Regions from separate parts of the Homo sapiens genome. Here region 2 is linked to region 1. A link is a loop called in an ENCODE intact Hi-C map of the cell type or tissue named here. Cell type or tissue: endothelial cell of umbilical vein. All regions are shown on one strand. Each heading gives the region's core, and the rest is flanking DNA. Links, peaks and the distances in the headings are about the cores only.

Region 1 (14,904 bases), core at 6,806-14,805:
CGCCCAACAAACAAAGAACTGCAAGAGAATGTCATTAAATGGAAAATACAACTGGCTAATAAGTGAAGAAACTACTGCTTTATCAGCAATCAGAGAAATAAAAATTAAGATAACAATTATAAGCTATTACATTAGCCAACAATTTAGCGATGAAAATATATAAAGTTGACAATCAGGGTACTATAGCAACATAAACTGATACATTGCTGGCGAGTTTATAAATTAGTACCACTTTTCGGGAAAGAAATCTGACCATAGTATTAGGAAGGCTTAAAAATGTTAAAACTCTAAACTGTTAATTCCTCTTCTAAGTATCTATTTTAAGGAAATGATTAGCATTGTGAACAAAGCTTTATCACAAGTGTTCATAAACCTATCATAAGTGTTCACTATAACATCACCCACAATTTAAAAACAATTAGAAGTAACTTAAATGCCTACAAATTGGAAACTTATAATCATGCACTTAGATCATACAGTACACAGCAATTAAAATTATGTTTATGAAGAGCATTTGATGATAAGAAATATGTTCATAACATTTTGACCAAGTGAAAACAGCAAGATAGAAAATTGCAAATATAGTATGATTTTAATTTGTAATGAAAACATGTTTAGAAAACAAAAGATGTTCTAAAGTTTTACCAGACTATTAATGGTTTTATACTACCCTTATAAGTAGTTTTGTTATAGGTAACCTTGTTAATGCTTCTTTTCCCACTTAACATTCTAAATATTTAAGTATTAGACAATTAGAAAAGCAGCAAAACCTAAAAACAAAAAACCAACCAAACAGACAAGTTAAAAAAAAGAGAGCGAGAAAAAAAAACAGGCCTAGGAATTTACCTGCAATCTCTTTTTTGTATTTATATCTGAAATACATTGAAATATTTTCCTAGAAATTGTAACAACCTCATAATTACTATTTGATAATAATTTCACAATGAACACACTTTTCTGCCATTTCAAACCACATGAACAACATTTGCCTTAGGCAGATTAATTTTTAGTCAGTTCTACTTTATCTAAGACTATTTTCTGTTACCAAAACCAATCTTCCTTTTTTTGTTTTTAATCCCAGTGAAGTATATACTACTATTTTTTTTCCAGACTGGGCCACATGATCCATGGGGCTATTCTGTGGACTCCTTAATTAGACATAAAAAGATGTTCAGCCACACACCTCAAGCACACATCTCAGAGAGCAAAATTCCACCCACAATAGTCTTTGCACGTTCATTTGACTGTAGGATACTTCCAATATCTAGGGACCAAATTCCCTTCTTCTCACCGAACTGCCTCCTCTGTCTGCCCAGTAATATAATGTCCTTTGTTACTCTTAATGGCAAAAGCTGCAATTATTTTGGCACCAAACTAAATACTGGGTATGAGATTTGAAATGCGAACATGTCTGTGGTGGCTCTAACAGTGACTTACAGTCATCCCAGGTGGGGTGGTATATACTAGACATGATGCTTCCTGAGAATAGATTTTGAAAAGTGGAAGGAAAGAGAGCATGAGAAACCGAGTGGCTGAAGTGACAGAGAAAAGGATGTTTTTAGATTCATGGGGAAATGCCTGGTTCATAAAACGCAAACATTGTCTGAACTGAACAGAGACTGGGCATTTTACAAAATCAAACTGGTTGCTCCATTGTTGTGAAAAAGACTGGCTCTTTTAAGTAGGGTATGATAGAAAATAGAAAGGAAAGGTTTGAGCTGTAGCAATGTACATAAATCATGTATCAATTTGCTCTTGAAACATTATATTAAAAAGCAATAGACAGAAGATAATATGTATAACCTTGAAATACCCAGAATACTAAAATATTAGAATAAGCTACATTGAATCTTAGAATTTTAGAACTTCAAACAAATCAGAGATGATTTGAAATCATGCTTTTACTTAGTATTAAGAAAAAGAAACTAATTCCTAAAACTAAGTACTTTCTCCACTGTTTCATAGCTAGTCAGTTAATCTAATTTCAGTATCTTATAATAAGACTATTTCCTTAACAATGCAGATACAATTTTTTAAAAACATTCTTGAAAATAAACTGTTACATACCACTGTGTGGTCTTGGTCATAGGTACTTTGGATTTTCCCATTTACTTTTTTACCTGATGAAACAAGGGAAAAATAACATTATTTTTATTCTCCTTGCTCCTAAATCAACTCTAGCTAATCATTATGAAGACAACTACAACTCATCCTCTAACTTGGATGTATAATTTTAATCACTATCATTTTAAACACTGATGCCAATGAAGTTTTAATGACGGGATGACTGGAAGAAAGCTCAAGGTTCCCGAAAGTCTTTTTATGGGCATCTCTACTGGTCTAGCTTTCCATTCTGAACATTGGTACATGTTATTGTTTTTCTGGTTCTGTTGGTGTTCGCAGGTAGGGATTGATTTTAAACTGCTGTAATACAATAGACAACGACATCAATGGAGGCATCAAATATTTATTACTTATTTTAAAAATCACTTATAACTAAAGATTCTGAAATATCAATGCTCAATATATCTTCTTTGCTTCTATATTTTCATAAATACTAGACCTTAGGAATTAGCTTATTTCATATTATACAATGAATAACATAATTAAAAATTAGGTAACTAAGAAAAAAATTATAAAAGCTTACTGAAACAAACATTTCTAGGTACTTACTTCCAACAACAGTCTTGTGATTGAAAATCTTACTCCAAATTCCACCTTCCACATTGTCTTTCACTCCAAATTCATAAACTGTGTTGGGCTTTAGGTTTTCCACAATTGTTTCAGTGGCTGGACAGATTTGAAAAATCCACTTCTTTTCTTTATCCTTTTCTCGATAGCGAATTGTATAAAATCTGTTGAATAACCAGAATATAATGCTTTAAAATCACAGAGGGATTCAGAATGTTATTTCAAATTTCTTACTTCATCACAGATTTCAACCAACTTGGGATACTATTTAATATTGGCTTCTCTTCCGATTTTTAAAAAATTTGCAGAGAACATGAAAAAAATAAGCTCAACGTGTGCTTAGGTTTTTAATTTCTCATTGCAAGTTGGAGTCTTTGCAGCAGCACAGTTTTGGCCCAATGGAATTCCAGAATTCTCGTTCTATTATTTGCTGCTTTGCAAGATGAAAGTTGGAAAACACTAGAAAAAACGTAGATATTACACTATGTATAATATTCTATTATACATAGAGTAGAACATAGGTGCCATTTTATAATTATTATGGTAGTTTCATAGTTGTATGAGTTTAAGCTTTTTCATCCATGAAGGATATGTTAGAGGTAATATCATTCAATTTTGTAAAAAAAAGAACCTAAGACTAAGATGTATTCAGTACTGCATTTTAAGGTTGAGCTGTTTTTATTATTAAAAAGAAGACCAATAGCCAAGTTAAGAGTCAAATAAAAAAAGTTAATGCCAATTCAATATCACTGTTATGTATTTACTTAGGCCTTCATAATATTCATATATACATAAATATACACATATATATGTGTAAAATAATCCTTATCACTATTTTTTGAACCTAGGTTTTACATATATTACCTGGTTTAATTGTCATGAAAACATCTTAGCTGGTAGAAATTATTAATCTCATTTTACAAATGTGAAAATGGAGTTTCAGAACATTCACTTAACTTGCCCAATATCACCCAGCTACTGACTTTTACCAGTGGCGGTGGCAGAATCGAAATACAAAGACAGACTCCTCTGGCTCTACTTTAAACAGCCGCTGTAAGTGGGGCAGCAGATCAAGTACAGTATACTACTATATACAGTAATGAGAGTGAATGGGAGAACTACATGTATCAATGTGGATAGATTTTAGAAACAAAATATCAAATAAAAACAAATTACAGATTGGTGCATATAGTTTCCTATCATTTACATAAATATTCAGACGTATGAAATATGTTACCAAATATTATTCCTGGCACTGTAAAGGGATAACAAATACTGAAAGGATACAACATTTCTGATAGTGCTTTAACTCCCAGTGAGCAGGTGATGAGAAAAATAGGATTTGAGATGGGGTCAATAGGTAAACTTCATCTGCTTTTTATTTTTAATTAAACACTGAATTAATAGAATGAAATAGTAGCTGCCATGTTATGATGATGGAAACATACGCATTGGGTAAACTATTTTTGGGTCTTTTTTATATCTTAACATTTTCCTCAAAAGGTTAGTACCTTTCCTCCACTCCTTACATCAGCAAAATTAAATGGAGTAAGATTAAGGTTACTTGCTTTTATTTAAAGCTTTAAAAAATCAGGAATTTTGCTCATTCTGAAAACATTTATTGAGCATTCTCTAAGTGTCAAGCCTAAGCTCTTGGTGATGCAAAACAATCCCAGTATCTAGAGATGAGTATCAAAACTGGCTACGTAATTTGTGGGGCTCAATAAGAAATGAACACGTAGACTCTGTTCAAAAGTTATTAGGAATCTTAAGACAGTGACAGCAGAGCATTAAACCAAATTTGGGCTCTTCTAAGTTGGGGGTCTGGTGCACAGGTAGTATGCCCATGAAGTCAGCAGGGGGTTTGTAGTTTAATAAATAGAGAGAGAGATGAGATGCATTTGTATATTCAGCCTACTTTCTTACTAGGCACAAACCACTGAAAGGCTTGCCATCATTGATTAGCTTGCTCCTTTCTAGTGAAAGCTGTGCTCAGGGCTCCATTCCCCCATTCCAAAGTAGCAGAAAACAGAATGAGTGAAGGAGGCTGTTCCAGCCTAAACACTAACTGCTACTGGAAACAAATGTTATATTATTGAATTGTAATAGAATGTAATAGAAGTCCTTTGTGTCCTGTGAGTCAAAATATCAGTGATTTATGAAATGCATTTCTTGACAAATACGCTGCATGAAATTTTTATTGTTATTTTTTCCCCGTCCTGGCTCTTAGAGAAATGTTAAGAAGCTAAAATCAGACCAGATGGGCCAACAAAATTATGCATCTCTAGTAGATACATTTCTGAGGACTTAACTGCTTTCATGATGCAGGAGTCCTGTTGCTAACAGAACTACTGAAGGTCAGATTCAAGGCTTTGCAGTCAACTTGATCTCACATAACCTGCTTATAAATAAATGAGACAGAAATGTTTTGTTCTTTAAAAAGAACCCTAAACTTCACCATGGTTTAAAAATCCAGAGTGTAAATCTTTTCCATTTTGATCACAAAGCATTTGAAATACCCTCTTATCCCAAGTTTTTCAGGAAAATAAAGGCTTAGGCATTTTGCCCTTCTTCTCCTAGTTAGGTTTGTCCTTTTCAACACTGTCTCCGTTGATACTTGTATATTATAGGCAAATTCCAATTTTGTTTTATAGCACTATCATTTTTTTTCAAGCAGAGAGATTAGGCCACTTAACTATACTTAAAGTGGTGAAGTAAATTTTCATTGATTTTAAAACAAAATATAGGTCTTATGATAATAAACAGTTCTTTATAACCCAGTACACAGTAGGTGCTCCATAAATATTTGTGGAATGAATATGTGGTGCTCTAAGGGTCATTTAAAAATTAGACTATAATATCTCTAAGTAACCAATTATTCAATTCCAAAGACATATTGATTTAAGCCATTAGGTCTACAATTATATTTTGCAACACATCATTGCATAACGCACCACTCCTACAGAACCAAAGCAAACTGAAGCCAAACACAATAAATTTCTGCATTATACATTTGCACAGGGCTTATGATTTTTATTTACCTATTCCATTTAATCCATACAATAAACTCTGAGCAGAGAAAGAATTATCATACAAGGAAAAGAGAGCCCAAGAAGTGTCTAAGCCCTGATAATCAGTGACAGACCCAGGCAAATGCCAATTTCTGACTCCTAATCTAATGCCTTTTGTACTGCACTGGACTCTTTCAACTGTGGTGCTAGGCAAAAGACATGGAAAAAGATGGAAAAATGAACCAGAATGGAAGAAAAACAAAAGTAATCAGCATTTCACATTATTGAAGGCTTTTTAGTTTTTGTTTTAATGTGTATTTACCATAACATATAGTCACAGTCTTGTCAAACGTTAGTTGACCCTTTTTCTGTGAATGATTAAAATTGAGCACAAGTGCACACAGAGGCAACAAGTCTATTAAAAATACAGGTAGTAGTCTATGAATGTCATCAGACTAGACTTCTAGAAAGCCTGCCTTCAGCAATTTCAATTTTAAGAACAAGAGCATCTCATATCCTAATTAAGAGGTAAGAAACTGTTGAAGGTAGCATTTGGTTCAACTGGCATTATTCTGTGCTTGGGCCACCTGAATAGTCTCAATACTGCCAATAATTGTTGTTATAGCATTGAAAAATCCACAGCTCCTCAAAATGTAGCAGAAAGGCAGGTAGTAGCTTGACTCGGATTTTAGTCAGCTGCAAACTAGTAGCATGACCTTGGGAGGGGGGCATCTCTCCACCCTCTTAAGCATCAATTTCTCAGAGAGGGACTGGACTCCACTATCTTTTAGATCCTTTGTTTCTAAAAATTTATTCCAGCAACATATTGGATATTCTATTCTAACAAAATACCTGAGACAGAAGTAGAAACTCCATAAACTGAATTTATGATGTAACTGGTAGTGAATTACACTAAGTGAAGAAATTGAACACCAAACTAAGCTTAGTCCTTCTACGAACTACCCCAGCTTAATGTACATGGTTGACTGTCTTTTGGGTTTTCCATACTTCCTTCAGGAATGCTTTTATTTCTATGTGATTAACTACTTTTACATTTCCTAAAACATCTATTTCCCACATTTTTGACTCTTCATGTCAAAGAACACATCCTGACACTGTCTTTGTCAGTGTTGCTTCTTGCTTTACTGAGACTGTAACTACTGAGAAAAATTCTGCCCTCATTCCCTTCCTCTAAAGGGTCTCTCTTCCCCTTCATTCTCTCTTTGTCCCACTCTGATTTCAAGGGAAAAAGCATTCTCATCTTCTCAAAGATAAGCTTCTCAATAATTGTATTCCACTTCCTTATTCCACCAGATCTCCAACCTTTCCCTTGATTCCTTACGGACCTTCCCGAGTCTAAAAGTTGTTTAGATATCTTTCATTCTACCCCAACAAAATTAAAACTAGTACTTTTCTCTTAAACCTGCCACTATATTTTAACATGAAATTTCTTAATAATCTGTCTTCTCCCACTTTCTTACCACTCAAAATGTCTCTATTTCTTTGCAATCTGTTGGCTGACCTCTTTATTATAGTAAAACCTTATGACCAAATTACTTAATCCTCTGTGAATTTCATAACTAACTTAAAATCTACTCTTCATTTTCTTTTCCAAATCTGTTTCTCTTGTGATCCCCATTTCTGATGACTTCAGAGTCCTTTCTCCCCTCATGTCCAATCAGTTGTCAAATCCAAGTATATTTTCTTACATGAATTCTCTTCCACTTGCCTCTCCACTATTCCAAGGTAGCATGTGAGCCCCAGTTTAGGTCATTAATATCTTTGGACTCGTGATAATTTTCAAACTGGTCAACTTTTTTTTTTTTTTTGTAGACCACAAAATCCACTTTTATTTGGTAGTTTTACATCTATAGCCAAATAGAAAGCAATGGGTTGACACAGTAATCTAGAGATTACCTCTGGAAAAAAGTAACGTGAGTCTGTCTAACCACATTTTCCTAACTCAACAGTAGGATCATGATAAGGCAAATGCAAGTTATTTTTACCATGATTCTCAAATGTGAATTGAATTCTGACTCATCACAAACTGGTCAACTATTTCTAAGATCTCCTTTCTTCGTATAGTATCACCCACTGGTGGCTGGTTTAAGTACAACAAAAGAAATGTTTCTACTGATATTAGTGCTATCTGAAATGGAATGGCTTGCCTGAAGTTGGCAATTATAACATAAAGTAAATAATATCAAAGCAATGAGAAGGCTAGCAGGAGACAGTATAATTTTGAGTATTCACTGCATGCTAGACACTGCATTAACCATTTTACATGTGTCATCTTACTAAATTTTGACAACCCTATGATATTACTTACCCCCTTTTGCAGATAAGAAAACCAAGACTAAAAGCATTTAAGCAACCCATGCAAAGCAACTAAGATGATAATAGAGCAGAGTTTTGAACTCGGGTAAGTCAGTGTGACCAGAATTTGTATCTTCAACATCCATGCTATGATGCCATCCCTGGAGATGCTCACTGTGGACTCTGGATGGGAGATGTTGCAAAGAAGCTTCAAGAGCTGAATAGACTGGCTAGATGATTTTTAAATCCTCTTCTTGACATCCCACTTGCATATTCACTTATATGTTGAGAACTACTATTGTAAAATACAATGCTGGGTTCTGTGTGAGATGGAAGCAAGTGGTATTCTGCAGTTTCAAAAGTGAGCTTGCACTCTAATGAAGGAGGTAGACATGCATATGTGTATGACTGAAGAAGGCAGAATGGAAAGCACACAGCATAGAGCTGGGGCTGGGTGTGGCACTATCCAGCCTGAAGCTGAGAAATGGACACGCTGCATTTTAAATCCCATTCCATTGACGTCGTTTACTTCAGGACATACTACCCAGGCCCCTGGAAAGCAGCGTGGATTGGATTTACACCTCATTTCATGAGCATGACTCAGATATGCATTGAGGTATATTTCTTGAGAGATTCTATGACTTATTTTCCTAGACAGTGGGGAGCTGGTGGCAATTCCTCAGTAGGTAAATAAAGTTGAGTAGTAATGAAGGAAGCTAGAATTACCAGCGTGGAAGAATAAGTCACAGAGAAACTGGAGGGAGGCATCTCAAGGTATACTCCAGATGTGAGATAACAAGGAAAGGAATCACACACACACATAAAAACCAGAACAGATTAAAGTTACAGTTCTAAGAAAGAATTGATGAAACCAGACTCCTTATAGGATATGGGTACCAAAGAAAGCGAAAAAAGTTAAAACTGATTTTTCAAAAGTGAGAATAAAGTGATGGGAAAAGTATTCTTTTAATAGTATAGAAAGTATGAATTTAGTCTGAGTGTGAGGTGCCAATCACAGTTACCTGGTTATTGTGATGAAAATATTCCATGGACAACTGAAAACATATTCTTAGTAATTTGTAAATGGGCCCAGGTCAGAGATTCAACCCTGGAAGTCATTTACATACTTGCCACTTCTGTTCTCTGTAGAACAGCAACAAAAGCAATTTCTGAGAGCTTTTAAAAATGCAGATTCTCAGGCTCCTTCTCAGGCCTACTGAATCAGAATCTGCATTTTAGTAAGGTTCCCTACATGACTTGCATGCACAAAGTTTGAGAAGCACTGTTGTGCATAGAGGGGATTGTTAAAGACTAGACATAGATAAGAAGGGTACTGCAGGTAAGATAGAACATGATTCCACATTTAGGAGATATAATAAGGAGTGAGCAAAGGAGAAAAGGAAAGGTGTGATGGTTAATAGTGAGTGTCAACTTGATTGGATTGAAGGAAGCCAAGTATTGATCCTAGGTATGTCTGTGAGGGTGTTGCCAAAAGAGATGAACATTTGAGTCAGTGGACTTGGAAAGGCAGACCCACCCTCCATTTGGGTGGACACCATCTAATCAGCTGACAGCATAGCTAGGATAAAGCAGGCAAAAGAAGTTGGAAGGACTAGACTGTCTGAGTCTTCTAGCTTCCATCTTTCCCCTGTGCTGGATGCTTCCTCCCCTCAAACATCAGACTTCAAGTTTTCAGCTTTTGGATTCTTGGACTTAATGACAGTGGTTTGCCAGGGGCTCTTGGGTCTTCAGCCACAGACTGAAAGCTGCATTGTCAGCTTCCCTACTTTTGAGGTTTTGGGACGCGGACTGGCTTCCTTGTTCCTCAGCTTGCAGACGGCCTGTTATGAAACCTCAACTTGTGATTCTGTGAGTCAATACTCCTTAACAAACTCCCCTTCATGTATATACATCTCTCCTATTAATCCTGTCCCTCTAGGAAACCCTAATACAAATGGTTAAAGGGGCAAGAGGAAAATCTAAATAAAAATGTCAAAGAAAGAAAGAGTTTAAGAATAGGTTAAGAAGGATAAGGACTGAGAAAACTCTACTGGGTTTAGTAACTAATTGGTCATTAGTGACCACCAAGAGACATTTCAGTGGAACAGTGGAAAAGGGATGGCAACTAGTGAGAAGGGATGAGGACTGTGCAGATGGTGCAGAATTCAGAATGTGGGAGCCATAACTCTGAAAAGTTTGGAAATTAAAAGAGACTGAAAAGTAGCTTAGAATACATAACAGGATCAACAGAAGGCTTTGTTTTCAGGGAGAGAAACTTTGAGCATGCTTGCCAGCAGGAGGCAGGGCACCACTGCCTGTGAAAGGGCAAATGGAAGAGAGAGGGGATCACTGGAGAAGCAAAGGCTTAGACGACATGGGAAAGATGGGATCATGAGCACTGTCTGAAGTCAGAATTGTGTTTCTTGGAAAGAAGAGAAGAGAGGTAAAGATAAATTCAGGATGAGGAAAGAGTGAGTTGATAAAGGATAGTCTAGATTTCCTCAGTACTGTGGAAGGTAGAATAGATTGGGGGAAGAAAATAGCAGGGAATGTAGCCAGGATGCTGTTGCCAGAATCCAGGGTAAGGTGAGGCATGCTTGGATTGGGAACATTAGTGTGAAATGGACAAGGAGAAGACACAGATGCAGATATGGGTACATCTCAAAAGAAAAACGAATGTATCTTCGGGCCTTCATAAACGATAGTAGGTGAAAAATAGAAAATAAATGAAGTTTTAAATTAGAGCCAATGGGACAATGATACTACTTTAGAAAGCAATACAGAGACAAGTGAGGTGATATTTCAAGAGAAAAAGTCTGAGTTTAATCTTGTCATGTTGAGTTTGAGGTAATGGTAACACATAAAAGTGAGAATGTTGATATCTCACTGGTTATTTCATTCAGCATGTATTTACTTGGGGCCTCCTATGTTCCTGATGCTCTTCGGGGGACCAGGAAGTAACGGTGGGCAAGATACTCCCTGTCTTCACCGAGCTTAAAACTTACACGGCAAGACAGACAGGTAACAAGGCACTGGGGTCAATCAGGTGAGAATTCAGACACTGAAGATACTCGCTTCTTACAAACTTGGGGGCGGAAAAAAGGCAAGAGAGTCTGCTCTGGACTGGCCAAAAAGGAGAGCCCTCATTCTACGTTAAGAGTAAGTAAACACGGCCGGGCGCGGTGGCTCACGCCTGTAATCCCAGCACTTTGGGAGGCCAAGGAGGGCAGATCACGAGGTCAGGAGATCAAGAACATCCTGGCTAACACGGTGAAACCCCACCTGTACTAAAAATACAAAAAATTAGCTAGGCATGGTGGCCGGTGCCTGTAGTCCCAGCTACTCGGGAGGCTGAGGCAGGAGAATGGCGTGAACCCGGCAGGCGGAGCTTACAGTGAGCCGAGATCGCGCCTCTGCACTCCAGCCTGGGCGACAGAGCGGGATTCCGCTTCAAAAAAAAAAAAAAAAAAAAAAAAAAAAACAGAAAAAAAAAACACAAGATGAGAATGTTAGAAAATGCGAAAGTGATTTCTAAACTATTCATAAAGCTTTAATACGCTGGCAAAAGAGTGAGAACTAAAGCAATCTTGAAATCTTTAACAAGTTGGAAACATGAGAAAGAAAAAATAAGCTATTAATGGTGAAATAAATTTGGGTTAAAAACAGTTGACTCTTCATCAGGGCCAATTTGAAAGCTTTCTTTCAAATTGAGGCTCTATTGAAGACAAATGGGTACACTCTTCCATTCAAAGCCCATTAAGAATAAAAACTGTAAATGAAGCACATCTGCTCTCCGATGTGAACTTAGAAAGGAATCTTAAAGCATGGGAGACCCATAAAGACCCTATGCAAATAGGTACAGAAACATGCGCCACAAAGGATAAAGTGATATTTCATTGATACTTCCAAGCTAAAAACAAAACAAAAACAATGAGGGTTTTCTAACTGGAAACTTACTACCTAAGAGCTTTGATATACAAAGTCCATAGTCAAAATATAAAAACAAATTTCACTGTTATTTGCACAGGATAAATGAGGCTACACAAACCAATGTAAATCATTTTTTTAAAAAATCAGAGACTGTACAGAGGGAACCAAATATCAATGAATTAAAATGATACCAATTGGTGTTCCTGTAGCAAGCCAAGTGCATTCAGATTGCAATGGTTTTGTAAAAAGATACTCCTGAAGTAAAACTTTAGCTGTATTAATCTTCCAATTTTCAGAATATAACCATCATTTTTAGCTATTATTGCTTATGCTAACCTACTGGATTAGTCTAAATTATAAAAAAATTATGCATGAACATATGAGGGTAGATTTCTCCAAGTCTAGTCTGCTTCTAATTACACTAATTTGTAGTTCTGGCAGATTTATTTGGATGCTTCTAATATGTACAGTATTTCCAGGCTTTTAAATCGGGGCTATTATTTTTTTCCTCAAACATCACAAAGACTTTAAATGTCGGTTTATTAACTATGCTAATTAGGGAGAAAGGAAGCATGGGGAAATGAAATTTACTAGTACTCCAAATACTCCTTTTTAGTCATTACTGTTTAATTCTTCCCTTCAACTCATGTCCTAATGGTTCCCTACTTTGGTCAAGAATATCTTGCTTGTCATTATTGTATCTTTCAAAAGACTTTATTCAAAATGAAATTATCGATTTTGAATATTGTGATGTGATGTGCCTAATTCCATCTATTTGATAAGAGTAGAGCCAGGGTGCGTGTGCAAGGGGGTGAGGGTGAGGGTGAGATCCATGCATGGTCTGAATAGCTTGGGCCTTAGAGTCAACAGCCTGGGTTAGAATCCTAGCTCCATTAGGTCATCTGTCCTAACTTTCTCTATATTCATTATCTCCGGGTGCTGTCAAACCATGGCAACATCTATCAATTAGAATCGGTCATCAGATAGATTCTTTTACAGAAGTGTCAGTAGGACAAAGTGAAATTGGAGGAGAGGCTTGAGAGCGGGAGGAAGAAATTACTCCAAATTATGCTACACAAGTTTGCCAGGTTACTAAACCTATTGAAACAAGTAGTCCTACAGATTCATCAAGCAAGTTGAGTAACCCTTAAAATTGGGTTGCATTTTGCTGTAAGACTACAAAATTTCCTTTCTTCCTTCCTCTCTTCTCCCTTTCTCTCTCCATAACTTTATCAAGATAATTTTTAAAAAGAAAAAGAGCAATCCATAAGTGTTTATTTTCTCAGCATTAGTACCCCAGACCAATCCATTAGGAACCGGAATTATCACAAGGAGGCATGTTCTTTTGAGTCCATTTTCCAAACAAAATAAGTCATGGGATTAGTGGTGGGTGAAATAAAAAGTATTTCAGATTCTTTGAAGCATTTCAAAATTATTTTTCAAAAAATTGGGTTTTGGAAATATCTTCTACATGTTTTTCCAAGTATTCATCCCTTGAGAACCATGGGCATATGAAGGGAAATTTGATTTTTTTCTTGAGTCTAGATTTCCCAACGTCAGATGAAAGGTGATTTTGAGAACTTATAAACACTTTAAAAATTCCTTCATTTTAGTTTGATTTGGACAAATAAAAATAAATAAAACACTACAAAAAACATAAACATGGCCAAAAAGCACATTAAGAAGTATGCAATAGCCTTAGTGTAAGGGAAATACATATCAAAACTGTAATGAAAAACTACTACACTAGAATGGCTAAAATGAAAGATGCTGACAACACAAAATGCTGCTTTAGAATGTGGAGCAATCAGAGCTCTCCTACATTGCTTGTGGGAATGTAGATGGAAAAATTAGGCAAAAAATAATCAAATATACGTAATATACATCTTCCTATAACTCAGAAATTCCACTTATGTTTAAGAGAAATTAAAATGTCCACCAAAATTTTATGCGAAAATGTTTATACAGTCTGTATTCATATACATAAAAAAAAACAACATAATTCAGGTGCTCATTAGCAAGAGAATAAACTTTTGAATATTCACATAATAGACTATCACTCAGGAGTACAAAAAAGAATGAATTATTGATATCCGCAATGTCATGAATGAATCTCAATGCTCAGCGAAAGAAGACAGTCAGAAAACCCATACTATATGACTCCATTTATATGGAATTCTAGAGTAGGCAAAACTAATCTATGGTGATAGAAATCAAATCAATGGTTGTTTCTGGAGGAAAGTACTTTCTAGAGTGATAAAATTTTTCTGTTTCCTGATGGGTATTGGATACATGGTTATAGGCATTTGTCATAACTCAAACTGTACACTAATATTTATGCATTTTACTGTGTTTAAATTATACCTCAATAAATGTTTTTTATTCAAAAAGGAATAAGAAAACTTCTGAAATGTAAAAATCACTTTGAATGTATTTAAAATAGAAAACTTTAAAAATAAAATGCCTTGATTGAAGCTTGAAAATTTTGAATGCTTTTCTAGATGCAAGTTTCTGAGTTTTGAAGCTAATATAGTAAATATTTATAAGCAAACATCATTTTATAACCAACCTAGAAGTATGGTTCAGCATGTAGCACAGGGCCTAGTACATATCCATCCAATGCATCTAAATACATGCATCAAATGGTTGGATGGATAAATAGCAGTAGTTTAAAAATATACTTAGATTTTTCCCATTTGTTCTTCCAAAGAAAATGGTAGCTTCATTTCCAACTTGCTTTTCCTCTGCTTATATCTCTGCCTGTGTGTCTCTCCTCAGTTTTCTAAGCCAGTGATTCTCAAACTTCAGTGGGCATCAAAACCACCTGGAAGGCTTGTGAAAACACAAATGGCTGGGCCCCACCTTGAGAGTTTCTAACTCAGTGAGTCTGAGGGGGACCTGAGAATTTACCTTTTGACAAGTTCAAGACATGCTGATACTGCTTGCTTTGGGAACC
Region 2 (15,794 bases), core at 4,614-12,613, 670 kb after region 1:
GATTTCAAAAGATGTATGGAAACGCCTGGATGTCTAGGCAGAAGTTTGCTGTGGGGCGGGGTCCTCATGGAACCTCTGCTAGGGCAGTGCAGAAGAGAAATGTGGGGTGGGAGCCCCCAAACAGAGTCCCTACTACTGGGGTACTGCCTAGTGGAGCTATGAGAAGAGGGCCACTGTCTTCCAGACCCCAGAATTGTAGATCCACTGCCAGCTTTGCACCATGCATCTCGAATGCTGCAGACACTCAATGCCACCCTGTGAAGACAGCCAGGAGGGAGGCTTTACCCTGCAAAGCCACAGGGGCGGAGCTGCCCAAGACCATGGGAACCCACCTCTTGCATCAGCATGACCTGGATGTGAGACATGGAGTCAAAGGAGATGATTTTGGAGCTTTCAGATTTGACCGCCCTGCTGGATTTTGGACTTGCAGGGGCCCTATAGCCCCTTCGTTTTGGCCAATTTCTCCCATTTGGAATGGCTGTATTTACCCAATGCCAGTACCGCCATTGTATCTAGGAAATAACTAACTTGCTTTTGATTTTACAGGCTCATAGGCAGAAGGAACTTGCCTTGTCTTGGATAAGACTTTGGACTGTGGACTTTTGAGTTAATGCTGAGATGAGTTAAGGCTTTGGGGGACTGTTGGGAAGGCATGATTGGTTTTGAAATGTGAAGATCAGAGATTTGGAAAGGGCCAGGAGCAGAATGATATGGTTTGGCTCTGTGACCCCACCCAAATCTCATCTTGTAGTTCCCATAATTCCCACTTGTGGGAGAGACATGGTGGGAGATGATCAAATCATGGGGGTGGGTCTTTCCTACGCTGTTCTCATGATAGTGAATGGGTCTCATGAGATCTGATGGTTTTAAAAATGGGAGTTTCTCTGCACAAGCTCTCTCTTGCTGCCACCATGTAAGAAGTGACTTTTGCCTTCTGCCATGATTGTGAGGCCTCCCCAGCCACATGGAACTGTAAGCCCATTAAACCTCTTTCTTCTGTAAATTGCCCAGTCTCAGGTATGTCTTTATCAGCAGCATGAAAACAGACTAACACACCTATAAAGTCCTAGGATCAAGATTAAACACCACACTTGACCTTCAGGTGCCCACTTGGATCTCGTCCAAGTGAATTTTCCTTCTTTCCTGTTCTAAAGCCTTTAAAATAAACTTCCACTCCTGCTCTGAAACTCACCTCTGTCTCTTCTTCTGCCTTCTGCTCCTCAGTTGAAATCTTTCTTCTGAGGAGACAAGAATTGAAGTTGCTGCAGACCCATACAAAGTCGCTGCTGCCGGTAACTCAGATACCTTCCAACAGTAACAGGACTACAAGCATGCACCACCATGCCCAGCTAATTTTTTTTAGTTCCTATAGAGACAGAATCTCATTATGTTGCCCAGGGTGGTCTCAAACTCCTGGACTCAAGTGATCCTCCTGCTTCAGCTTCCTAAAACGCTGGGATTATAGGGGTGAGCCATCATGCCTGGCCAAGCACTTTTTAAATAAAATTCTTATGATTCTAATATCAGAGCTCCTACCTATCTTAAAAACTTTATGATTTTAACATCAGAAATTCTATTTATAGGAACAATGGGGATGCAAATCTGGTGCTATGTAACTTTTGGTTATGAGGAAGTGAGTCAAAGTGCAGCTTGATTAATGCTTAATTATAATTGTATTTCTGTCCATTATTCTTGCTAACCCCGTGACAACAACTTCATTAAGTGTGTGAGTGGTGGGAGGAACACCTTCACAAGAGGAAATGTATGTTTTACTCTCAGGCAGATAGGAGAGGGCAGAGAGCTCATGTTATGTCTGCTTTTTATTAATTGTCTTCAGCTCAAAATAATCCTTACACCAGAGAGACATTTTTGGGGATGGTATATTTTGATCTCCTATAGACTCTACAGACCACTCCTGCAGCCACTCTGATGCTGATGATGGGGCTCAGGATACACCAACCCAAAATATGACCATAGGAGACTAGAACACATCACCCTAAAATATGCCTCTTTGACATATTGATTATTCTGATCTAGTTATTCTGGGAAGCTGCAGACACAGAAGCAGCTATGAAAAGTTGTCCTTTTATCTCAATAAAGGAAATCTCCATTGATAAGGATGTCTCCCTCTCTGCACCAAGAAGACACTGATTATTAAATCACTAGATACACTTTTTGTTTTTTTGACATGAAGTCTCACTCTGTTGCCCAGGCTGGAGTGCAGTGGCATGATGTCTGCCTCCTGGGTTCAAGCAATTCTCCTGCCTCAGTCCCCTAAGTAGCTGGGACTACAGGCATGCACCACCACGTCTAGCTAATCTTTTTTTTTTTTTTTTTGTATTTTTAGTGGAGATGGGGCTTTGCCATGTTGGCCAGGCTGGTCTCAAATTCCTGAGCTCAGGTGATCAGCCCACCGCATCCTCCCAAAGTGCTGGCATTACAGACATGAGCCACCAGTCTGGCCCTAAATCACTAGAGACTCTTAAACAATCAAGGCAGAATCACCTGAAATCTGCATAACAAACCTTATCTCCGTTTAAGGTAATTTTGCTGGTCATCTCAACTTAACTGAATCTGTCTCCACATCCTTCTTTGTTGTTGTTGTTGTTGTTGTTGTTTTCAGAAAATGATAATATTCAACCCTGAAGTTTAAAATCTTTTTTTGTTAATTTTTATTTTTTAAGATTTACTCATCTCTCTGGGTTATCTCCCATGCATACAAGAGGTATACAAGTTATTAAACTTGTTTTTCTCTTGTTCAATCTGTCTTTTGTTACAGAGAGTCTCAGCTAAGAACTCATGAAGGGAAGATAGATAGTCATATTTCTTCCCCTATACCAAAATATTTAACAACTTTACACCACTCCCCTTCTGTAAACTGAGTTTTACCCAGCCATCTTAGCCCTTAGCAGCATTAGCAAAATAGGGAGAAAGATCACGTAACACAGATTGGTATCACTATAAATTCATGATCCCCAAACTGAACTAGACTATTAGCACTGCCTGATATCATGGCTGTCTCACTAGTCAACTCATACTTCTTTCTTTACCATCTTAACCATTTTTTGAGTGTGCAGTTCAGTAGTGTTAACTATATTTACATTGCTATGCAACAGATCTCCAGGACTTTTTCATCTTGCATATCTGAAACTCATTAAACAACTCCACCATTCCTGGTAACTGTCACAGGGGGTGGCAGGGACAACTATCTGGGCCGGTGGCTCTGGAGTAAAAGAATTTACCAAAAACGCTTGTAAAGAAAGGCAAATTTATTAAAGAAAGTAGGAAAAGCCAGGCACGGCTCACGCCTGTAATCCCAGCACTTTGGGAGGCTGAGGCAGGCAGATCACAAGGTCAAGAAATTGAGACCATTCTGGCAAACATGGTGAAACCCCGTCTCTACTAAAAATACAAAAATTAGCTGGGCGTGGTGGCGCATGATTGTAGCCCCAGCTACTCGGGAGGCTGAGGCAGGAGAATCGCTTGAATCCAGGAGGCGGAGGTTGCAGTGAGCTGAGATCGCACCACTGCACTCCAGCCTGGTGTCAGAGCGAGACTCCCTCTCAAAAAAAAAAAAAAAGAGAGAGAGAGAAAGAAAGTAGGAAAATACATTGCAATAAAGCAACCGGAAGGCTGCAAAAGAGGAGCCGACTGCAAAGAGACAAAGATTAGCTGGAGATTTTATAACATAGAACTTGGGCTGATTGATAATGCCAATGCACTGGCAGCATAACTTGCTTTCTTTTGTCAGCTGAGATGTTTGATAAATTGAGGCGTTTGTTGGTAAGCAGTAAGTTTTTGAGTTACGTACATTATCTGAGTAGGAGGGCCATATGTATTGGGCAATATGTCCTTGGGCATAAAGAAAAACAGACCTATAATTCATCCTCTTCCTTTTTTGTTTATATGTCCTGAACCGTGAAGACAGGCATATTTATAGCTTATTTGCTTTATCTCTTTGCTTTCCTCTGGTCCCGCCAGCCTGACTCCTTTTCCCTAATTAGGACTCCACAGTAACAACCATTCTACTTTCTGTTTCTGTACATTTGTTATATGTTATTCTTTATGACAATAACAAACCTTCACCCAATCTTTAGTATCCGCAGAGGTAGTCTGTCTACCTCTTTCACAGAGAATGCGAACTGTATCAAATTATAGCCATCATGTCTATAAATTGTCCTCCATACCCACCTTAAGTTTCTTCCTTTCTTCTTGTTACAATGAAAGTGGTATTTCTTCCTCTTATACGAAACCAATCTCTCCATCTCTCCTCTAAATAGCATCTCTCCTCTATATACCATCTCTGTTAATCTTCTCAGGAAGTCTACCCATCCCATTATCCTTTCTTTCTCTTACCCCTTTGCTGATGATTCTAACAGCATTTAAAATGTCAGGCCTCTCCCAATCTAACATAATAATAATGAAGAAAATTTTCCTGGACTCCACATCCAGGGACTGAGCACGCTGTCTTTTCTTTAGACAAATTTCATAGAAATGTTTAAACTTGCTGATTCTATTTTCTCATAATCTCCTCATTCCTTATTCACTCTCATCTGGCTAAAGCCCCCAAACCTCACAATGAAGGTCCCAGTGGCCCTTGTATTGCTAAATCTAGTAGATACTTTTCAGTCTGCATTGCATGATCTCTAGGCAATATTTGACCCTGTTACCCATCCACTTGTCTTTGAAAACACCTTTTCCTTGATTTCTATGTCATATTCTGGTTGTTTTCCTCCCATCTCTTTAGCTGCTTATTTTCAGTTTCTTTTGTCCATTCCTGTTCTCTACCCAAGCCCTAGGTAATCTCTTCCACCCATATGGTTTCACAGACTCTATGTTAATAACTCTCAAATATGTATCTTTGGTGCATTCTTCTTTCACCTAAACTCTAGACCCATACAGCCAACTGCCAAATATCCTAAAGGAGATATCATTTGGCTATTTTGAAGAGAGATGAAAAGCCGCATGTCTAACACTATACTTACCATCTCTGCCCTCACACCATATACTCCTTTTCACTGTCTGCCCAGGTGCTCAAACCAGACTATTGACTTGTTCCTCTCCTTCTCTCCCAAATTGATCACCAAATTCTGTCATGTCCAGCTCTTAAATATCTTTCAAATATTCCCCCTTTTCTTTGCCTTTACTGCCACCACTGTTGTCCAAGCCACTAACATCACTTACCTGATCTATTTAGTATTCATTCATCAGCAAATTATTATTGAGTTTCCGATACTTGCCAAGCACTGTTGTAGACATTGAAGGTAGAGCAGAGAATCAAATACAAGAGTTCTCTACTTTGTAAGTAACACCTAAATCTTTGAATCCATGCTTTGTCTTCCAACTCTTGAAAGAGACGTTGGTATAGAGAAATCGTTCTCTATTATATAATAAACAGTGCAGGCAAAATACATGGCAAATGACATTTGCACCAGTGTAGAAAAGATAACATGTGGTGGAATAAGCTCTGGGGAACTGGAGAGTGGGTGCCTTGACTACAAAACAGCCTTTATTTAGGTCTAACCATTGTTTCCAAGAAGAAATATGAGCCAAGAGAGAGCATTCAGACCTTCTAGTTTTTCAATTCTAGTGTTTATGTGACATTGTCTTATGGGTTTTTATATATTTCCTTGCTTTTAAAATTTATTTCTTTTTCTTTTCTTTTTTTGTGTATTTTTTGTAGAGAGAGGGTTTCACCACGTTGGCCAGGCTGGTCTGGAACTCTTGAGCCCAAGCAATCTGCCTGCCTTGGCCTCCCAAAATGCTGATTATAGGCATGAGCCACTGCTCCTGGCCTACAATTTATTTTTTATTTTTTTGATACCTTACATCCCATATTACAAGCTATTTTTCTATGCCAAAACATGTATTTTGAGGCCGGGCGCGGTGGCTCACGCCTGTAATCCCAGCACTGTGGGAGTCCGAGGCGGGCGGATCACGAGGTCAGGAGATCGAGACCATCCTGGCTAACACGGTGAAACCCTGTCTCTACTAAAAATACAAAAAATTAGCCGGGCGCGGTGGCGGGCGCCTGTAGTCCCAGCCACTCGGGGGCTGAGGCAGGAGAATGGCGTAAACCCGGGAGGCGGAGCTTGCAATGAGCCGAGATCGCGCCACTGCACTCTGGCCTGGGTGAAAGAGCGAGACTCCGTCTCAAAAAAAAAAAACAAAAAAACGTATTTTGAAAATCACTGTGCTTTTTGTTGGAGGTAAGATGTCTGAAACCTGGAAATATTCTTAATCTAGAATAGGTCAGATCCCAGACATATTGAATAAATTATGTTCTGCTATATTTATAGAAACACTTCCAAAGATTTTTCACATAAAGAATCTTAGTAAACTTAACAGAATGAAATTTCCTTTACTTGACAAAGATCATATAGCAAAAACCTTCATAAAATATTAATGGAAAAACTTCAGATGTATCTCTTTAAAGAACAGGAACAAGAAAAAATAACCTCTACACTGCTATTTGTTATAACTACTAGACGATATTTATTCTTGATTTTTTTCCATGTTTGGGAGTAAACTCATGATTATTTTGCTATCACCACCTCACCTTTCTAACATGATAGTAATCAGTCTCTTAGACAAGATCTCGTTTTTTAAAATCATTTGGAAAAGACTATGCCTACCTTCTTTTATTTTAGTAAACTATATACAATATAAACATTTCCATTTTAGTCATTTTCAAGTGTACAGTTCAATGGCATTAAGTACATTCACGTTCTTGTACAACCATCACTACTATCCATCTCCAGAACTTTTTCATCATCCCATACTGAAAATTCATACCTATTAAACAGTAACTGCCCATTCTTCCCTTTCCCCAGCCCCTGGTAAACACTATTCTACTTTCTTTCTTTATGATTTGACTATTCTAGGCACTTCATATAGGTGGACTTATACAATATTTGTCCTTTTGTGCCTGGCTTATCTCAGTGTATAATGCCTCCAAAGTTTATCCATGTTGTACCATGTATCAGAACTTCATTCCTTTTTAAGACTGAATAATATTCCATTGTATGTACATGCAACATTTTTTAATCTATTCATCTGTTCATGGATATTTGGGTTGCTTCCACCTTTTGGTTATTATCAATAATGCTACAATGACATTAGAGTACAAGTGTCTGTTTGTGTCTCTGCTTTCAATTTCTTTGGGTATATTACTAGGAGTAGAATGGCTGCAGAATATGTTCATTCTGTGTTTGGTTACAAATATATGTGGAGGCTGAATTGGCCCCAAAGGCCACCAATTTACAAATGTGTTTTAATTTCATTTCACATTAAACTTTCCAAATGAGCTAGGAGGAGACAGAAACTTACCGTGGCTTATCACGTTCCAAGCATAGTGCCAGGTACTGGTGATAAACTGGTCAAAAAGATTAGGAGTTTAAAGTCCTAGCGTCAAGGAGTTTGAAGCTGAGTAAGAAGACGTGTGAAAAAAACATACTTTATTTTAGTACTCTGTCAGCAAATGTTTATAAATACAGGGCCCAAACAGAGAGTAGGTTGAAAAGAGGATTAGAAACAGTTTTTTTTTTTTTTTTTTTTTTTTTTTGAGACAGAGAGTCTTGCTCTGTCGCCCAGGCTGGAGTGCAGTGGCGCGATCTCAGCTCACCGCAACCTCCGCCTCCCAGGTTCAAGCGATTCTCCTGCCTCAGCCTCCCGAGCAACTGGGATTACAGGCGCGCGCCACCACACCTGGCTAATTTTTGTATTTTTAGTAGAGACGGGGTTTCACTATGTTGGCCAGGCTGGTCTCAAACTCCTGACCCCAAGTGATCCGCCCGCCTCGGCCGCCCAAAGCACTGGGATAACAGGCGTAAGCCAACTGGCCCGGCCCAGAAGAAGTTTTTAGGATATATGGAGGAAAACACAACACAACACAGCTACAACTCCGTGACAACTGAGAGCGTAGTCTTCGAGTACCCAGTTGCCTACTGACAGCCGTCTCCTCTAAGGCGCTTCTTTTAGCCAAGAAAGCGTTCTTTGCGTGCTGTGACGTAAAAAGCAGCGCCGGAAGGGAGAGGGCGGAACTTCCGGCTGAGCCCCAGCGACCGCTCTGGTCGGCTGTGTAGACTGTTGGGTAGGCTGCGTGCTAGCTTCGGCGCGGATCCCTGGGCGTCCGTACGTCGGAGTCCTTCGTCCTCCAGGGTCCCTGTTCTTTGCGCCAGCGGGAACCACTATCTCTGCACTCCTGGTAAGCGAGTTTCTTCTTTCGCCTAATGTGTGTGTTGGGGGTGGGAGGACGCCGGAGACGTTCCAAGATGCACTTAGTGGAGCATGTGCGTTCGGAAGGCCCACGGGTAAGAGGAAGCCCAGTGATTTTAATAAACTATAACTAGTACAGTACCTGAAACAAAATCAGTGGTTCCTGAAATGATGTACTTGATTGCTTTTTACAATTGGGGTTTTCATTTCTGTGGTATTCTAAGTCCTTGCCAGTTACAAGAATAAAACTTTTAAAACTCCTTCTGAAATCAATGTTTATTAGATTGGGGCCTGGGGACCCCAGTTAAATATTTCCGGGATTCTAAAGTAAATTGTTTTCTCTTTAAAGGGAGGCTGAGCCGGGCGCGGTGGCTCACGCCTGTAATCCCAGCACAATGAGAGGCCGAGGTGGGCGGATCACGAGGTCAGGAGATCCGAGACCATCCTGGCTAACACAGTGAAACCCCGTCTGTACTAAAAATACAAAATAGCCGGGCGTGGTGGCGGGTGCCTGTAGTCCCAGCTACTCGGGAGGCTGAGGCAGGAGAATGGCGTGAACCCTGGGAGGCGGAGCTTGCGCCGAGATCGCGCCACTATACTCCAGCCTGGAGTGACAGAGCGAGACTCCGTCTCAAAAAAAATAATAAAGGGAGGCTGAACTTTTTTTTTCTTTTTTTTTTTTTTAATGAAGGAAGCATCGATCTAGGGTATTAGAAAAATATTTGCGTGATTACTGTGAGCCAAATACTGTCAAGCATTGGATTCAATGTTAACATTATAGACAAAGTCCTTGTCCTCATGGACACTAGTTAGTCCTTACCATCTAGTGAGGCAAATAGATAACCAGGCAATTACAGTGCAGTGTTAGAAGTACTGTCATAGGCACCAGAGTGCTGTGAAAAGTAATGGTGGAATACTTGAAGTGTGAGGTGAAGAATAGCTAGAGATGCTGCTGACCTGGCCGCAATAAGCTTAGAAATATATGTTGGGAACAATACCAATGGATAGCAATATCCCTTGAAACAGAACATTGAAGGAGGATCAGATTGTGAAGCAAAGGTAGAGGGGTTATTTCGATTTGTTGCGTTTGAGGTGTTTTTTGTTTGTTTTTGTTGTTTTGAGACAGTCTTACTCTGTCGCTCACTGCAACAGATTTTGTTGCAAAATCTCGGCTCACTGCAACTTCCGCCCCCCTTATTCAAGCGATTCTTCTACATCAGCCTCACGAGTACCTGGGAAGTAGAAGAATCGCCCCACTTCAGCCTCACGAGTACCTGGGATTACAGGCATGCGCCACCACACCTGGCTAATTTTTGTATTTTTAGTAGAGACAGGGTTTCGCCATGTTGGTCAGGCTGGTCTCAAACTCCTGACCTCAAGCGATCCTCCCTCCTCGGCCTTCCAAAGTGCTGGGATTACAGGAGTGAGCCACTGCACCCGGCCTGCATTTGAGATGTCTTTCTAATGCATGGTCATTGAAGCCACAGAAGTAGGTCACATCTCAGAAGGGAAATGTATAGATTGAAAAAAAAGAATAGGATAGAATGCGGAGTTACATCCACCTTTAAGGGAGGGGCATCTGGACATCAGTGCACAGGTCAGAGAGCAGGAAACCTAGGAGCCTGTGCAGGGTCATTAAATGAAGCCAAGGGAAGAAGGAATTTTTCAAGTGTTTTATTTGCATTTTGTAAAAATTTGAATTCCCTTTATTTCTTTTCCTTCAAATTTGAGACAAGTTTTACATCTTTAAGCATCTTCAATATCTCATGGACATCCAGGCTTTTAGGATAAAACTGTGGAGCTTTATATACATTTATATACATTTGTCTCAATCTTGGACATTTTCTTTGTTAATAACATTATTTGCTGCAAAATAAAGCCTGAACTGGGGAAGAATTTGTTGCTATTTTTTGATCAGTAGATCTTGGTATATTTCTGTAACGAGGGCATTGGTACAGCAGTTTCTAAGTGCTTTTTACCTGTTGCCATTCTCAGTACCTTTCATGTCCTTTGTCTTTATTTGTTGCTTTTGTGAAGGATCTTATGTTTGGTTCTGTATCTGGGCTTAGTGTAGAATGGAGGAGTATGCAGCATCATGATGTCAGCTGCCTCGGTGGTACATAACTTTGTTGCCCAGTAACATTGATTCTCTGGGCCCCTAGATAAAAATCTAAAAAGGATCTTCAACTTATCCTTTTAGCTAAAGCAATAGTGAAATTCATGTCTAAAATAAGAACCCAACTTTTTTTTTTTTTTTTTTTGAGACAGAATCTCACTCTGTCACCCAGGCTGGAGTGCAGTGGCACAATCTCGCCTCACTGCAACCTCCAACTCCCGGGTTCAAGCAATTCTCCTGCCTCAGCCTCCCGAGAAGCTGGGATTACAGGTGCTTGCCACCATACCTGGCTAATTTTTGTATTTTTGGTAGAGATGGGGTTTCTCACCATGTTGGCCAGGCTAGTCTTGAACTCCTGACCTCAGGTGATCCACCCACCTCAGGCTCCCAAAGTGCTGGGATTACAGGCATGAGCCACTGCGCCCGGCCAAGAACCCAACTAAGTTTTAAACTTTTTACTCAATGAGTGATCACAGGCTGTAGACCACAGGAGTCTAGGAAAAAAATTGGTACAAAGATTTTACCTTGTGTTTCAAAAATTGATTTTATTTTGCTATTTCAAATTTATACTTGCACAATTAGTTGAGAAGTTATAAAAATCTTTGTCTAATTTTTAATTGCATTTTTCTTCTTTTACAGGGGTTTTGTTACATGGCTGCTTTCCTCAAAATGAGTGTTAGTGTCAATTTCTTCAGACCTTTCACCAGGTTTTTGGTGCCATTTACCCTTCATAGGAAGAGAAATAACTTAACAATTTTGCAGAGATACATGTCTTCCAAAATACCAGCTGTTACTTATCCTAAAAATGAGAGTACACCCCCTTCTGAAGAGCTAGAGTTGGATAAGTGGAAAACTACCATGAAATCTAGTGTGCAAGAAGAATGTGTTTCAACAATCTCAAGCAGTAAGGATGAAGATCCTCTAGCTGCCACCAGAGAGTTCATTGAGATGTGGAGATTGCTTGGCAGAGAAGTACCAGAACACATCACTGAAGAAGAGCTCAAAACCCTTATGGAATGTGTTTCTAACACAGCAAAAAAAAAATATTTAAAATATTTATATACGAAGGAAAAAGTGAAAAAAGCTAGGCAAATAAAAAAGGAAATGAAAGCAGCAGCAAGGGAAGAAGCAAAAAATATCAAGCTGCTAGAAACCACTGAGGAAGATAAACAGAAAAACTTTCTATTTTTACGACTTTGGGATAGGAATATGGACATAGCAATGGGCTGGAAGGGTGCCCAGGCCATGCAGTTTGGACAACCTTTGGTTTTTGACATGGCTTACGAAAATTATATGAAACGAAAAGAATTGCAGAATACTGTTTCCCAGCTTTTAGAAAGTGAAGGATGGAACAGAAGAAATGTTGATCCTTTCCATATTTATTTCTGCAATCTAAAAATAGATGGTGCTTTGCACAGAGAGTTAGTTAAACGGTATCAAGAAAAATGGGACAAATTGCTTTTAACATCAACAGAAAAGTCTCATGTAGATTTATTTCCAAAGGACAGTATTATCTATTTAACTGCAGATTCTCCCAATGTTATGACTACTTTCAGGCATGACAAAGTTTATGTAATTGGGTCTTTTGTTGATAAGAGTATGCAGCCAGGCACATCCCTAGCCAAGGCAAAACGGCTGAACCTGGCAACTGAATGCCTTCCATTAGATAAATATTTACAATGGGAAATTGGTAACAAAAATCTCACCTTAGATCAAATGATACGTATTTTGTTATGTCTGAAAAACAATGGTAATTGGCAAGAGGCTCTGCAATTCGTTCCCAAGAGAAAACATACTGGTTTTCTGGAGATTTCTCAGCATTCTCAAGAGTTTATCAACAGACTAAAGAAGGCAAAGACTTAATTCATTTTCAAAAGGTTCTCTGAATGTGCACAGAACACGTGGCTCAAATGAGAACATTTGATGGCTTAAAAAGTAAATGCGTTAGAAATACAGTTCTGTTAATGTATTTCTTCCCAAACAATTCATTTTTCTCTTCTAAAGGTAGTCTTTCCCAACTGACTGTAGGGTTGTGTCTTTTCCCAATTAAATATCTGCAGAACTTTGGGATTATACTTTGTTTACTGTAGAAAGATAATAAAAAGAGTTGTCCAAGATTGTTGAACAGAATAATCTTTATCCCAGTTAAATAGTTGTACCATTGGTAGACTTTTTTATGGAGGTTCCTAGAGGGTGGTGCCCTGGGGTGGGCTTGGAAGCTCTGCACCCCTTCCCCCATAGCTTTCCCCGTGCATCTCTTTGTCTGTATGTTTTGTAATATCTTTTACAGTAAACTGGTAAATGTGTTTCCTTCAATTCTATGAGCCATTCAAGCAAATTAATCAAGAGAAGGAGTTGGTACCCCAACTTGAAGCCAGTCAGAAGTTCTGTAGGCCCAGATTTGCAACTTGTTTCTGGTGGGAGAAGGGAGTAGTTTTGGGGACCAGGCCCTCAATCTGTGGGCTCTGACACTATCTCCAGGTAGATAGCGTCTGAATTGAATTACAGAACACCTAGCTGGTGTCCACTGCAGAACTGATAGCTTGTGTGTTGAGAAATTCCCCGACATTTGGTCACAGAGGTCTTCTGTGTTGCTTGTTGAGTGAGAAAATAGGAAAAAGGACTTTGTGGGGGGTTTTCTATACAACTATGAAAAACGGGTTCACAGGGATAAAACTGATTTCTTGTCCTCTTACAGAAAAAGGGATTTATGTCTGGTGCATTGGCTCACTCCTGTAATCCCAGCACTTTGGGATGCCAAGGCAGGCTGATCACTTGAGCCCAGGAGTTTGATACCAACATGGGCAGCATGGTGAAACCCCATCTCTAAAAAAAATACAAAAATTAGCCTAGGTGTGGTGGTGTGTGCATGTAGTCCCTGCTACTTGGGAGGCTAAGGTGGGAGGATCACTTGAGCCTGGGAGGTGGAGGTTGCAAGTGAGCCAACATTGTGCTGCTGTGCTATAGCCTGGGCAACAGAGAGAGACCCTGTCTGAGAAATTAAAAATAAAGTTTTTGAAAACATGGGAAATAGGAATGATATAGGCAACTATTCCCAATTTCTGAATTGGAAATTGGCATAAACGTCCAATGCATTTCTTTTCTTTCTGTTTCTTTTTTTGTGATGGAGTCTCACCTTGTAAACCAGGCTGGAGTGCAGTGGTGTGATCATGGCTCACTGCAGCCACAATCTCCTGGGCTCAAGTAAGCCTCCTGCCTCAGTTTCCCAAGTAGCTGGAATTTTAGAACCCCGAATGATGCCCTGTTGCAGGGTTGCATTTGCTAGAAGGAAGAGACGCCATTTCTTCATACAAAGACTGTCTGCCTTTAGGCCATGTGCTTAAAAGACTGCATCCACTAAGGAGGTATTCCTTTCTTAATTTGCCCAAAGACAGACAAGGTGACATCTCCACAGACTTGAAGTGAGAGTAAGCTATGAAGATATGAGGGAAGGGAATTCCAAGCAAAAGGAACAAGTGTCAGAAGCCCTTGAGAGAGGGTTCAAGGTCCAATAAGGCTGGTGCGCCTGAAGCAAAATGAGTAAAAAGAGCTGAAGATCAGGTCAGAGGAGTAGCTAGGTCTGTCAAGTAAGGCATCTTAAGCCACCGTAAGAACTTTGGTTTTTACCAGAGGATCAGAGGATCTGACTCATTCTCCACCCCCCACCCCCATGGTTTTGTATATTTATTCTTTGTGAAAACACGTAACAAACTTTTTCCTCCAGCCCAGATATAGATCTCAGATGGGTGATTTTTTTTTTCCCTCCCCTCCTTGGATGATTTCTTTTCTTCCTCTGTCTCTGATTCTTGTTGTCTTTTCTTGCCCACTTGCTACCACCGCCCCATTTGGGGATCTTCCTCTTGTCTTCTTCTCCTCCCACCTGCCCCACCCCACCCCAAATTGGATTCAGTTTAAAATGATGACTTTGGCTATGTCGAGAATAGATTATGAGAGAGACCAGTTAGGAGGCTATTGCAGTAACAAAAGTGAGAGATAATAGTAGGTTGTAGGAGGGTGGTAACAGAGTAGGTAGTGAGACACAGTCAGATCTGAATGTGTTTAGTAAGAGAGAAAATTTAGGGAAGACTTCAAGATTGTTGACTAGAGAAACTGGAAGGACTTGTTACTATTTACCGAAATGCAGAAGCTTTGAGGGGGCAGGTAATCCAAAGTTAACTTTGGGACATTTTACAGTTGCCTATTAGATGTCCAAGTGGAGATATCAAGTGGTCAGTTGGATATATGAGCCTGGAGTTCAGAGACAAGGTCTGGCTGGAGATGTTAATAATGTAATTAGTTAAATGCTCCAGACTAGTTGAGGCCATCTAGGGAGTCTGTGTGGATAAAGATATCAGATGTCTGAGCCCTAAGGTACTCCAACATTTAGAGGTGTGAGAGATGAGAAGAACCCAGCAAGTAAGACTGAGGTAGAGCAACCAGTAAGAAAAGAGAGAAAATGTCCTGGAGGCAAAATGAAAAAAAGTGTTTCATGCTGCAGATCAGGTAAGATGAAGTCTGAGAGCTGACCACTGAATGTAGGAATGAGGACATTGCTGATTATCTTGACAACAGCAATTTCAATAGAGGATTGAAAAGAAAGCCAACTGGAGTAGGTTTAAAAGAGAATGGACAAGGCCGGGTGTGGTGGCTCAGGCCTGTAATCCCAGCACTTTGGGAGGCCGAGGCAGGCAGATCACCTGAGGTCGGAAGTTCGAGACTACCCTGACGAACATGGAGAAACACCATCTCTACTAAAAATACAAAAAAAATTAGCCGGGCATGGTGGTGCATGTCTGTAATCCCAGCTACTTGGGAGGCTGAGGCAGGAGAATCGCTTGAACCCTGGAGGTGGAGGTTGCGGTGAGCCGAGATCACACCATTGCACTCCAGCCTAGGCAATAAGAGCAAAACTCCTCAAAAAAAAAAAAAAAAAAAAGGAAATGGACAGGCGGAGCACGGTGGCTCAAAGGTCAGGAGTTTGAGACCAGCCTGGCCAACATGGTGAAACCCCAGCTCTACTAAAAATACAAAAATTAAAATTAGCCAGGTGTTGTGGCACAGGCCTGTAATCCCAGCTACTCAGGAGACTGAGACAGAAGAACTGCTTGAAGCCAGGAGGCGGGGGTTGCAGTGAGCCGAGACTGTGCCACTATACTCCAGCCTGAGTGACAGAGCAAGACTCCGTCTCAAAAAAAACAAAAACGAAAAGAAGGGACGGGACTAGGTGTGGTGGCTCATACCTGTACTCCCAGTACTTTGGGAGGCCAAGGCAGGTGGATCCCTTGAGTCCAGGAGTTTGAGACCAGCCTGGGCAACATTGTGAAACCCTGTCTCTACAAAACTTAGCCAGGGATGGTGGTGTTCACCTTTAGTCCCAGCTACTTGGCGGGCTAAGCCAGGAGGATCGTTTGAGCGTGTGATGTGGAGGTTGCAGTGAGCCAAGATCATGTCATTGCATTCC

What was found. Hi-C counts contacts between places; a loop is a spot of excess contacts. Peaks named below come from ENCODE experiments on the same cell type or tissue, not always from the same donor. Only the 100,000 strongest peaks of a DNase experiment are listed, where the experiment ranks them.
Region 2: a loop joins it to region 1, with 3 times the contacts of the local background. A loop is called at or near these places in 3 of 110 quality-filtered maps.

The regions. Positions count from the first base shown.
Region 1 is chr3:100,883,469-100,898,372 of GRCh38, forward strand. It overlaps ABI3BP (ABI family member 3 binding protein), which reads right to left. Exons shown (of 68, transcript NM_001375547.2): 5 at 2,674-2,855; 6 at 2,068-2,120. Among named protein-coding and RNA genes, the nearest start is that of ABI3BP, 100 kb to the right of the region's middle. In endothelial cell of umbilical vein, for the core only: a CTCF peak has its summit at 10,315 (motif pointing right); DNase peaks (open chromatin) are centred at 7,793 and 10,323; H3K27ac peaks cover 252 bases.
Region 2 is chr3:101,553,798-101,569,591 of GRCh38, forward strand. TRMT10C (tRNA methyltransferase 10C, mitochondrial RNase P subunit) reads left to right here and starts at 8,071. Exons shown (of 2, transcript NM_017819.4): 1 at 8,071-8,206; 2 at 10,973-12,649. The coding sequence starts at 10,985. The coding sequence ends at 12,196. RefSeq lists enhancers at 2,212-2,824, 8,057-8,126, 8,137-8,206. In endothelial cell of umbilical vein, for the core only: no CTCF peak of the experiment used is centred there; a DNase peak (open chromatin) is centred at 8,034; H3K4me3 peaks cover 1,943 bases; H3K27ac peaks cover 1,707 bases.